Regions from separate parts of the Homo sapiens genome. Here region 1 is linked to region 2. Evidence: read pairs that join two places in POLR2A ChIA-PET (ENCODE). Cell type or tissue: HepG2. All regions are shown on one strand. Each heading gives the region's core, and the rest is flanking DNA. Links, peaks and the distances in the headings are about the cores only. Region 1 overlaps HECTD2-AS1 (HECTD2 antisense RNA 1). Region 2 overlaps HECTD2-AS1 (HECTD2 antisense RNA 1).

Region 1 (5,380 bases), core at 213-5,212, 52 kb before region 2:
AGAGAGGTGAGAACAGAGACAGAGCAGACCCACCTGGATCTATGCCAAGCCCCAGTGGCAGCAAGTCTTGGCTACTCTGGGAGGGCAGAGGGCTTGGGATCAGATCTGAGATGGAGGTTTAAACTGGTCTTGACTAAACTGAATAGCTGAAAGTGACAGGAAGTAATGGAAACTGTGAGATATTTTAAAGGGGGGGAAAGAGGAGGAGATGATTTGACATAGCAAGTCAAGGATAGTGGAAAAAAATGAAAACTACATTGTGTTTATTCTCTGTGGATTTGAAGCTTCTTGGCAAATTGGTCCATTTATTTAATTGTGTGTGCATTTATGAATCGTCTCTTTTAATCAGACTTTAAGTTCTATGAGAGCAGGACATGTGTGTCTTATTGACTGCTTTACCCACTTTACCTAGTATGGAGTCTGGCAAAATAAATGTTGAAGTGAAAAGTAAAAGACACCACTATAGGCATGGGGAAGCTTAATTGGTTATGAATCCTGGCATTCCAGATGTCTGACTAAACCCCCCGGTAGATGCTCTGGAATCTTAGATGATAAAGAACTTTTAGGAAGAGGACCTCAGGGCAGGAGTGAAGAACACGTGCACTATAGCTATACAGACCTGGGTTCAAGACACTGCACCCCATACTCTACACTCCTGTCACATAACGTAACATTAGAGCTTCACTTTCCTCCTCTGACATGCCTTGATCATGTTTACCCTTCAGGATTCTTGTGGAATTTAAGTGACATTATGCATGTAAAGGCCTCTGGATTAAAGGGAACTCTTGTACACTGTTGGTGAGAATGTAAATTAGTACAGCCATTTTGGAAAGCGGTATGATGGTTCCCGAAAAAATGGAAAATAGAACTACCATATGATCCAGCAATCCCACTTCTGGGTGTACATCCAAATGAATTGAAATCAATACGTTGAAGAGATATCTGCACTCCCATGTGAATTGCAGCATTATTCACAATACCCAAGATATGGAAATAACCTAAGTGACCATCAATAGATGAATGGATAAAAATTTTAGTATATATACACAACAAAATACTATTCATCCTTAAGATAGAAGAAAATTCTGTTATTTGTGATGACAACATGAATTAACCTGGAGGACATCATGCTAAGTGAAATAAGCCAGGCACAGAAAGATAGATCCTATGTGATCTCACTTAGAATGTGAAATCTAAAAACTTCAAACTCATGGAAGTAGAGAGTAGAATGGTAGTTATAAGAGGCTGATAGGTGGGGGCAGATAGGGAATGGGGAAATGTTGGTCAAGGTGTACGAAGTTTCATTTTTAGACAGGAGGAGTCAGTTCTGGGGATCTGTTGCACAGCATGGTGGCTATAGTTAATAATAATATATTGCATATTTCAAAATTGCTAAAAGATAGATTTTAAATGTTCTCATCACAAAGAAATCGTAAGTATGTGAGTTGATGAGCCTGTTAAATTAGCTTGATTTGATCATTCTACAATGTATACATATATCGAAATATCACATTGTACCCCATAAATATGTACAATATTTGATAATTTTGAAAATAGATAATGTGGCTCAAACCATAAGAAATTTTTGGAGTAGCCAACTTGAAACTTACAGCTTTAAGGCTAAGAACTTTGAGAGTGTGGGTGTGGGGTGCCCAATTCTATATATGGGAATGATGAGGAGAAGCTAAAGGACTTTTCAAGTGTGTGATGTAGGAGTCAGGTGGAGATTACATATGGGAAAAGGCTTTGCAAACCATGAAGTGAGGAAAAGTGTTCACACACTTATAGCCAGAACACTGCAAGAGTTAATAATGGTCCTATTGCAGGCTCAGGGGCCTATCGTTTATTTATAGAAATGCCTTGGGGAGTTACAGATGGGGAGGGAAAGCAAAGAATGTGTTTCTGTGCATGCCTGTGTGTGTGTGTGTGTGTGTGTGTGTGTGTGTGTGAGAGAGAGAGAGAGAGAGAGAGACAGAGAGACAGAGAGAGAGAGAGAGAGAGAGAAATGTACAGGTTTAGCTTTTTCTGAGTTTCTATTTAACACACACCCCCTACCTCCTCCCTTCTCCCTTTTCTACCCCCTTATCTCCAGGCTGTCTCAGTGTCACCTCCTCCGGCCAGTTCCTTCTGGACACCTTGTCTGTCCTTGAGCTATCATGTAATCCTTCCGGGTATTGCCTCAGCTAGCGAGAGCCCAGTCCTGGCAGAAGCCACCCTGCAAATAATTCACTGTGAAAGCTGGGCTTGTTCTCTTCAAAGGGTAAAGTGGGCTAACGAGAAGGGACGAGAGCGTCCCCTGCCCCACCTCCACTCCCTCACAAGTTCTCTTTGGAAACTACCCTTCCCCTTCCTGGGATGACCTCTGTCCTTAATGAAATGGGAGAAACAGAATGTCAAGACTTGTTTCCTTTCCAAATAAAAGAGGAACGCGCTGAAGTGCATTTTAAATGCTGTCTGGCAAGAGTGGCGGGTTGGGGGAAGGGAGGAGGCTGACTTGCCTTTCTTTGCTAGATATCTGGGCACTTGGCCCACACGCTCTTTCTCCGTGAGATTTGAAGGGCAATGTGTCATTCTGGGAGAGGTCTGCAGTTTCTCCAAATATAAACTTTGCTGTTCTTAGGGTCATCATGTACAAGGGCAGTTGTGTTCATAGAACATATTAGGATTTAGAGGGATAGATATTAAGTAGGAGACCCCAAAGAAGTTTTGGGTCAGATTCCTGCTCTACTCCAGGGCCAGGGCCTATGCCCAGGACAGTGGAAAATAAAAGGAGTGCTTAAAATATTGGGAGCTGTAAGGAGTTGAATGAAAGGAGCACCCTTAAGGGATAGGGTGTCTGGGAACAGCTTCTTAAGTGGCAATATGAAGGATGGGTGGAGTTTGGACAGACACAGAGGAAAAGACGGTGTTTCTGGAAGCCACAGAGCACGAAAAAAGGCAGGAGGTGGCAATGACTATGGTGTGGTGGGAAAGCAGAGAGAAATGTGGTTGGCCACAGTCTGGGGCTGTGATGAGGATGAATGTAGCCAAATGATGGAGGTTGAGGAAAGTAGTCTTTTTAAAATTTAGGTAAAAGGGAGACAGACTGAAATTTGTCTTTCTCTGGATGCAATGCAATGTGAGCAGAGGATTAAAAAGTGGCCGGATGACTCAGGGAGACAGAGAGGTCAGTTGGGGGAGTCATTGTAGTAGCTCAAGTGAGAAGAGATAAAAACCTGGACTGAGGATGGCCAGTGAGCCTGACTGGATTAAGAGGAGCAAGGCAGCCCAGCCCCTCTGAGTGAGCTGCTTTTGTGGCCTTCTAGTACAGAATGAGAAGAGGTTCTTGGCTGGGCTAGCTTGGCCATAGTTATCTAGGGACTGGAAAGTGGCTTTCTGCTTATGTGAATGACTTGTATGACAGTACTGGATGCAATGCGCTCTTGATGTTTCCTCTTCAACTCAAGAGTATAGCGTCTGTGGCTGTTTGTTTCTAATTATTTCTTTTGTAGTTGGCAGTGATGGCCAAGAATTGGAGGTCAGTGAGCATGCTTTTTGTTTGGCTCAGTGAGTGGGTTTTGATTTTTTGTGGGAGATTGTATTCTCAGAATTTCAATTGCTAACTTTCTTTTCATTAGACAGGAGTCGTGTATTTACTGACCTTTTTTTAAAGAGCCTGTGAAACAGTGATGATTTCTGAGCAGTCAAAATGGTGATGAAGAATTTGCATTTATTATTGCCATCTTGATGTGCTTATCTCTTTTTTATTTTATTTTATTATTATTATACTTTAAGTTTTAGGGTACATGTGCACAATGTGCAGGTTAGTTACATATGTATACATGTGCCATGCTGGTGTGCTGCACCCATTAACTCGTCATTTAGCATTAGGTATATCTCCTAATGCTATCCCTCCCCCCTCTCCCCACCCCACAACAGTCCCCAGAGTGTGATGTTCCCCTTCCTGTGTCCATGTGTTCTCATTGTTCAATTCCCACCTATGAGTGAGAATATGCGGTGTTTGGTTTTTTGTTCTTGCAATAGTTTACTGAGAATGATGATTTCCAATTTCATCCATGTCCCTACAAAGGACATGAACTCATCATTTTTTATGGCTGCATTGTATTCCATGGTGTATATGTGCCACATTTTCTTAATCCAGTCTATTATTGTTGGACATTTGGGTTGGTTCCAAGTCTTTGCTATAGTGAATAGTGGTGCAATAAACATAGGTGTGCATGTGTCTTTATAGCAGCATGATTTATAGTCCTTTGGGTATATACCCAGTAATGGGATGGCTGGGTCAAATGGTATTTCTAGTTCTAGATCCCTGAGGAATTGCCACACTGACTTCCACAATGGTTGAACTAGTTTACAGTCCCACCAACAGTGTAAAAGTGTTCCTATTTCTCCACTTGATGTGCTTATCTCATATTGCATGCCTGTATCAAGACATCTCATGTCCCCCATAAATATATACATCTACTATGTACCCACAAAAATTAAAAATGAAAAAAATTTTAAAAAGAGAGACAACTTCCTTAAGGACTTCCTAACTCAGATCCTATTTACTACTATTCTGCACACAATTCTAATCAAATTAACTTCTTGTTTTCTAGACCACAGAACAGTGGAGGGTTAGAAAGCGTTTATACGTGTCAGGAGTCTCTCTCTCTCTGTATGTGTGTATGTGTGTTTGGTTATGGTGATGGCAGGCACAGAGGCAACAGTGAAATGGAATAGGTAATGATCACATAGATGGGGCAAGATGAAGCAGCTTTAAAAAGCTCAAGAAGCATAGCATCCTGGGACTATTGATTGTCCCCAAATCTGAATAATCCACAAGGGCATTTCTGTGTGGTATAATCACTGAGTTTCACTGTGATAACTTTAAATTATTAAGAGAATGTTAAGTTATTTTGTTGCTGAAACACCAGAGGTTTGGTCCAGGTCCTGCTGCTCACCACACAGAAAGCCAATCACTGAGACAACAAGTATTGCCAAGGAAGAAGGCTTTAATTGGGTGCTCCATCAGGGAGATGGGAGCTCAGTCTCAAATCCATCTCCCTGACTGACTAAAACTAAGGGTTTATGTAGCAGGGAAGAAATGTAACAATGTGTAAGGAAACAAGAACTAGGGAGAGGCAAGGAGGCATCTGGTGCCATGCTCTGGTGCATTTCAATTCTTTGATACTTTTTTTGAGAAGCTCTGAAGGAGGAAGGAACTCAGATAAAACAAATACAAGTTTTAAGCTTTAACAGCACAAGGGCCGATTTCTATGTTTATCAAAAAGAACAGTCTATGGGAGTATCAAGTTGGTTTCAATATTCTAGATATTCTGTTTAAGAATAGTGGGAAGGACACAACACTTTTTAGGAAGATTCCATCTTTATGAGGGTT
Region 2 (5,380 bases), core at 176-5,175:
CAGAAACAGACTACTGGCTCTGTTCTTCAGAGAACAGAAACAGAATCAATAAGTTATGTTTTTATGTACTTACTTGTTTACTCATCTTAAAGAATTACAGGTTGAAAAAGTCCAGATCTGCAGTCTGCAAGTTGCAGACCCAGGAGAGCCAATGTCCAGTTGCAGTCTGAGTCCAAAGGGCTGAGAACCATGAGAGCTGATGGTGTAAGATCCAGTCCAAAAGCCAGCAGGCTTGAAACCCAAGACGAGCTGATGTTTTGGTATAAGACTGAAGGTTAGAAAAGACTAATATCTCAGCTCCAGCAGTCAAGTGGGAGGAATTCCTTTTACTCAATCTTTTTGTTCTATCCAGGCCTTCAATTGATTGGATGAGGCCCACCCACATTAGGGAGGGCAGTCTGCTTCACTCAGCCCACCACTTCAAACATTACCACTTCAAATATCAACCTCATCCTGAAATACTCTCACAGACATACCCAGAATAACATTTGACCAAATGTCTGGGCACCCTGTGGCCCAGTCAGGTTGGCACATAAAATTAACCACCACAGGGTGTTAGGTGTAAAAAGGTGTCTACAGTTACAGTGAACAATGCTGGCTGCTTACCCATTCTCTTTGCCTTCCTAACAGAGCTCTAGTTTTGTTCAGGAATCTATTCTTCCTCCATGCAGCTTCATGCTTTTTTTTTTTTTTTTTTTTGTCAGTGATTGGTTCAGGAGTGGATATGTGACCAGATTCTGGCCAATGAGACTTGATTGTATACCAGGGAGCTTGCGGGAAACTTCTCTCCTAAGAGAGGCCACGTGAAGAAATGATCCTTCTTTTTCCTCTGTCAGGCCTGAGTGTGATGCCTGTAACTGTCATCCCACTAGTGGCCTGAAGATGAAGCTGACACTGAGGGTGCTAGAGTTGGAAAATATGGACACAAATCTCCCAAGCTTGTCCTACCTCTCTGAACATCTGCTTTGTAAAGCGTCACAAATAGTCCTTATTGTTTATTCCAGTTTTGAGTCAGGGTTTCTGTCACTTGTAGCTATATCCTACAGGATATGATCATAAAATAAGATTGGAGGCTTGGCTTAAGCAAAAATAAGGAGGCTTTTAAAATTCCAGGGCTTCTCACTCAGTGCAACAGCATTTATTATGCAGGTGTACTTTGCAAATATCCAAAGTTGGATATAACACACAGCATTTCCTAAACAGGTGTGACCCTGGAAACCTTTGTGGTGAACAATCCACGGTACTGATGTCCCACAGAAATACTCCCATAGGCAATGGGAAGACTTGGGAATCCTCAAAGTAGGCGGATGATAACATTACATGCTCAATAAAATCCCACCTTCCCCTCTCTAGCTGTATGAAGAATCGTGTCTCTGATGATCATAAAATGTAAGGGAACTCAGAAGTACCTCCCCAGAAAAAGATTGCAAGCCCTAACTTACTAGACTAACTGATTTCTTAGTCCCCTTCCAGTTCTCAAATTCTGCAGGGATTGTATAATTTGGTACATTCATCTCCGAGCATTGAACAAAGTTTCCCTTCCTGTTTTCAGTCACTTGCCAACATCTGTGAATGAAATTGGTGAGGCATATATGTATATATTCAACCAATTTTTTCTGGATTGAATTATTTAAAATAACCCACTAAATGAATCCCTGCTCAGTAGGTCTTTGACTTAAAACCACTCAGGCTCTGCCCACATTTTTTATTTCTCTGGCTCTTTTTTTTTTTTTTTTTTTTTTTTAAGTCAAACAGCCCTAGGGAAATGGCTTGAGGCTACAAAGGGCAGTTTTTAGAACGTTTTCTCTGCAGTTAGTGACAGGGTAGACAAATAGCATAAAATAGAAGGCTGTACTCCATTCCAGATGGGAAAAGTTGCTTCTGTTGCTTTTCTTGATTTATGTTAAATTCATCATGGTTTCAAACTGAAACCGCTTTGGCCCCTAAAAGCAACAGGGGGAAAAAAAAAAAAAAGGAAGAGAAAAACAATGCGACAGATCTCTATATGAAGTAATTGGACCCTTTAGAGATATAAACTGCAAATTAATTCTTTCTCCATACAATGGGAGTACTGGTAATTATTTCCCAGGATGGCACCACGGTTGTGTGAACTAAGAGACTTAGCAAACAGTACGGCTCTTGTGTGATGAGGCGGACACACGGCTGCTGTTTTCTGTCCTCATGTTTTACTGTGGTAAAGTCACCTTTGAGAACAACCTTGGCTCCAGAATGAGGGTGACTTAGTGTGAACTGGAAGCCATGAAAGAAACACTTTCTCTGTCACAGTCTCTCCTTTGTTAGAAAAAAACCCCATTCCTACCCCAAATCCCAAACCTCAAAGATCTTCCTTAGGTCTCCACTTTAATTCTTAAGAGTCCCATGCTGTTCAGCTTGGGTCTCACATTGACTCAGGGTTGCGCAACTCAGAAGTCCCTCAATTCTTTAACAGCTGACTGAGGCCAAACCAGTATGGGAGCTCCTTTGAAAAACCCAGCTAGGGCCAGGAAGGCCAGACAAGTGGACTTTCATTGCAGGTCAAGTATCGCATGTTTCTTCTGACCAGGTAATTATCGGTTATAGGACAAAGAGGAAGCCCGATTTATCAACAAAGTGAAATTAAAAATTAACATGCTCCTGTTTGCTCAACTGTAATCTTTGAATCAGTCAATATCTACAGGCTGTGCCAGTAACCTGATTTCAGGGCAGCTACAGAGTCTGCTCAGAGACCAGCCCAGTTAAACAGTTAAGGCTGAGATCAGTTGGGCAAGACTGGAAATGAAATATGTTTAGGCGATGAATACTCACAAAGTGCTTAGAGGTTTCTTGCTGGGGGCTGGTATTCGTGGTGCGGGTGTGCTGGGTTTGAGAGGACCCAGAGTCCCAGTCTTTCTGGATGATGTTTACTCCAGCTGTCCATCCCAATAAAGGCAGGGGCAGTAGGCAACACATTTTTCTTTTCTCTTCTCTTTTCTTCCTTTTTCTCTCTCCCTGGCCTACCATGGCAGGCCAATATGGCAGGTGGAGGTATGCGGGAGCTGGTCAGAGTTAAGAGTGATGGACTCGTAAGAGACTGAGGTGTAACCAGTTAGAACCTGGGGATTTGTTGCCACTCCCTACCTTCATTTTCGGGGGCTGAAGTAGATACTTAGTTATAATAAGTTTATTGAAAATATATCTATGAGCATAGTTTCTAGCACATCAAAGGTATTTAATAAATATTTGGGAAATGAAATAAAGATTGAATAATTGAACAAGGCTCACACAAGACTGGAAATCAGGGAACAGGAATATTAATTTACATTTAACCAATTATAAACAGTTTTTGATACCTACATCTATGTATCACTATCTCCTCTTTCTTGCCCTTGTTTACTTGTTTTCAACTTTACTTTCACTCTGTGGATGTATATAGAGTGCTCCTCAACAGGGGTGGGACACAGGGGAGTAGGAGGGAGTGGCAGGATATAATTTGGTCTGCTGGGGGACATTTATCAATGTCTAAAAGTATTTTTGGCTGTCACAACTGGGGGAGTGCTACTGGCATTTGGTGGGCAGAGGCCAGATATACTGCCAATCATCCTATAACAGAGAATTATCTGGTTCAAAATGTCAACAGTACAAGAGTGGGACAGGAGCATGTCACCAAACTGTTAATGATGATTACTTATGGGGAGGCCTGTAGAATAGCATTTTGGAAAACTTTCCACTTATTAAGTTTAATCATTTATATCTATTTTGGGGATTTTTAAAAACAACATGAGGGTATCACATTTGTAATCAGAATCAGTGAGAGAGGCATTGAAATATTTACTGGACATTTAGTATATCTCAGGTATTACCTAGATCCTGGGGATACAGCAGTAAGTAAATAGTAGATGCTGCACTAAGGGACCCAGTTCAACAGGAAAGATCAGACAAGTACTGACTTAGCAAGACAGGAAGTGCCCAGGGCCTGCTGAAATATTACTTTTTTTTTTTTTTAATTAAGAAGAAAAAGTGCTTGGTGTTCCCAGGTGTAGTTACTGAGCAGCATGGTTCCAAAGGACAGCAAAAGCACTTTACTGCCTTAGAAGGAGGGGAGGCTTTGCCAGGCCTATGAAACCCTCATCTGGATCTGGCCTCCAGGGCAGCCTCCTGCCTGCCTCTCTGGTGAGGCTCAGCTTCTGCTCTGCCTCACCAGCTCCCCTCCAGTTCCCCTCACTCTGAGGGTGCAGGGAGCAGGGTCCCACGGGAGCATTGGTGTGAGAGGGAGCTCCCAGCACCGAGGGAGAAGCAGGACTCACTGACCAAACCATGTGTTTGTGCTGGAAGGGCCTCACTGCAAACATGCTCATCTTATGGAAGAAGAAAGGAGGTTCAGAGAGGGAAAGGCTTGCCTGAGGTCACACGGTGAGTTAATGTCAGGGCGGGGCTGGCACACAGGTTGCCAATGCCTCAGCTTGGGGGTCTGCTGTTCTAGGATACCCCTTGCTTCTTATTGGGCTGACCGATTTCCTGCCTTCCCTTCCTTACCACAACAGCCTCCAAGCATGTCTGCCTGGCCCCGAGCTTGGTCCGTGTTCCCAGGTGATAGTTTTTACCCCTGAGGGTCTGAATGGGGGGTGGGGATACGACAAGAGCAGCCCACTCAGAAGCACAGCCTGGGCCAAGTGCACCATCTTAACCCTCCTATGGGAGTCAAGCCAGTGTGGTCTGGAAGCGGGGGTGTGAGGGGTAACCACACAGCAGTAACCTCATGTTTTGCAGGTTAGGGCTAGGGGCAGGGGCAGTGCCAGTATCAATAGCCTTGGGGATGATGTGGTGTGGGATGAGGTGGGGTGTGTGCACATGTATACAATGTGTCTGTGTTAGCATAAGTAGATGTGCTTATGTGCTTCAGCTATTAGGAAGAGTCAGACCCATATGTACTGAGTTGAAGAATCCCCCAGATACAGTGTTAAAGATGCAAATTGCTGAAAAACAAGTTTAGTAATAATCCTATTTTTAGATGTAACATTTTTTGATGAATGTTTATATATGTTTGCATCAGTACAGAGAAAGATACAGAAGGATATGCTGCAAACTGCTAACACTGATTATGTTAAGACAGGGTCCCCAACCCCTGGACCATGGACCAGTACTGGTCCTGGCCTGTTAGGAACTGGACCACACAGCAGGAGGTGAGCAGTGGGCCAGTGAGCATTACTGCCTGAGCTCCGCCTCCTGTCAGATCAGCAGCACATTAGATTCTCATAGGAGTGTGAACCCTATTGTGAACTGCACATGCGAGGGATCTGGGTTGCACACTCCTTATAAGAATCTAATGCTTGATGATCTGAGGGGGAACAGTTTCATCCTGAAACTATCCTCCACCAACCCCGCCATCCGTGGAAAAATTGTC

What was found. ChIA-PET counts read pairs that join two places held together with the same protein. Peaks named below come from ENCODE experiments on the same cell type or tissue, not always from the same donor. Only the 100,000 strongest peaks of a DNase experiment are listed, where the experiment ranks them.
Region 1: POLR2A ChIA-PET joins it to region 2 with 8 read pairs; 5 of 35 experiments call an interaction of 5 or more read pairs at or near these places.

The regions. Positions count from the first base shown.
Region 1 is chr10:91,605,772-91,611,151 of GRCh38, reverse strand. All of the region lies in intron 1 of HECTD2-AS1 (HECTD2 antisense RNA 1), which reads left to right. Among named protein-coding and RNA genes, the nearest start is that of HECTD2-AS1, 3.0 kb to the left of the region's middle. In HepG2, for the core only: no CTCF peak of the experiment used is centred there; a DNase peak (open chromatin) is centred at 2,191; H3K4me3 peaks cover 667 bases.
Region 2 is chr10:91,554,170-91,559,549 of GRCh38, reverse strand. The region is part of intron 1 of HECTD2-AS1 (HECTD2 antisense RNA 1); the gene reads left to right. It overlaps LOC105378433 (a long non-coding RNA gene), which reads right to left. Exons shown (of 3, transcript XR_007062244.1): 2 at 2,806-3,035. Among named protein-coding and RNA genes, the nearest start is that of HECTD2-AS1, 55 kb to the left of the region's middle. In HepG2, for the core only: no CTCF peak of the experiment used is centred there; DNase peaks (open chromatin) are centred at 2,159 and 2,669.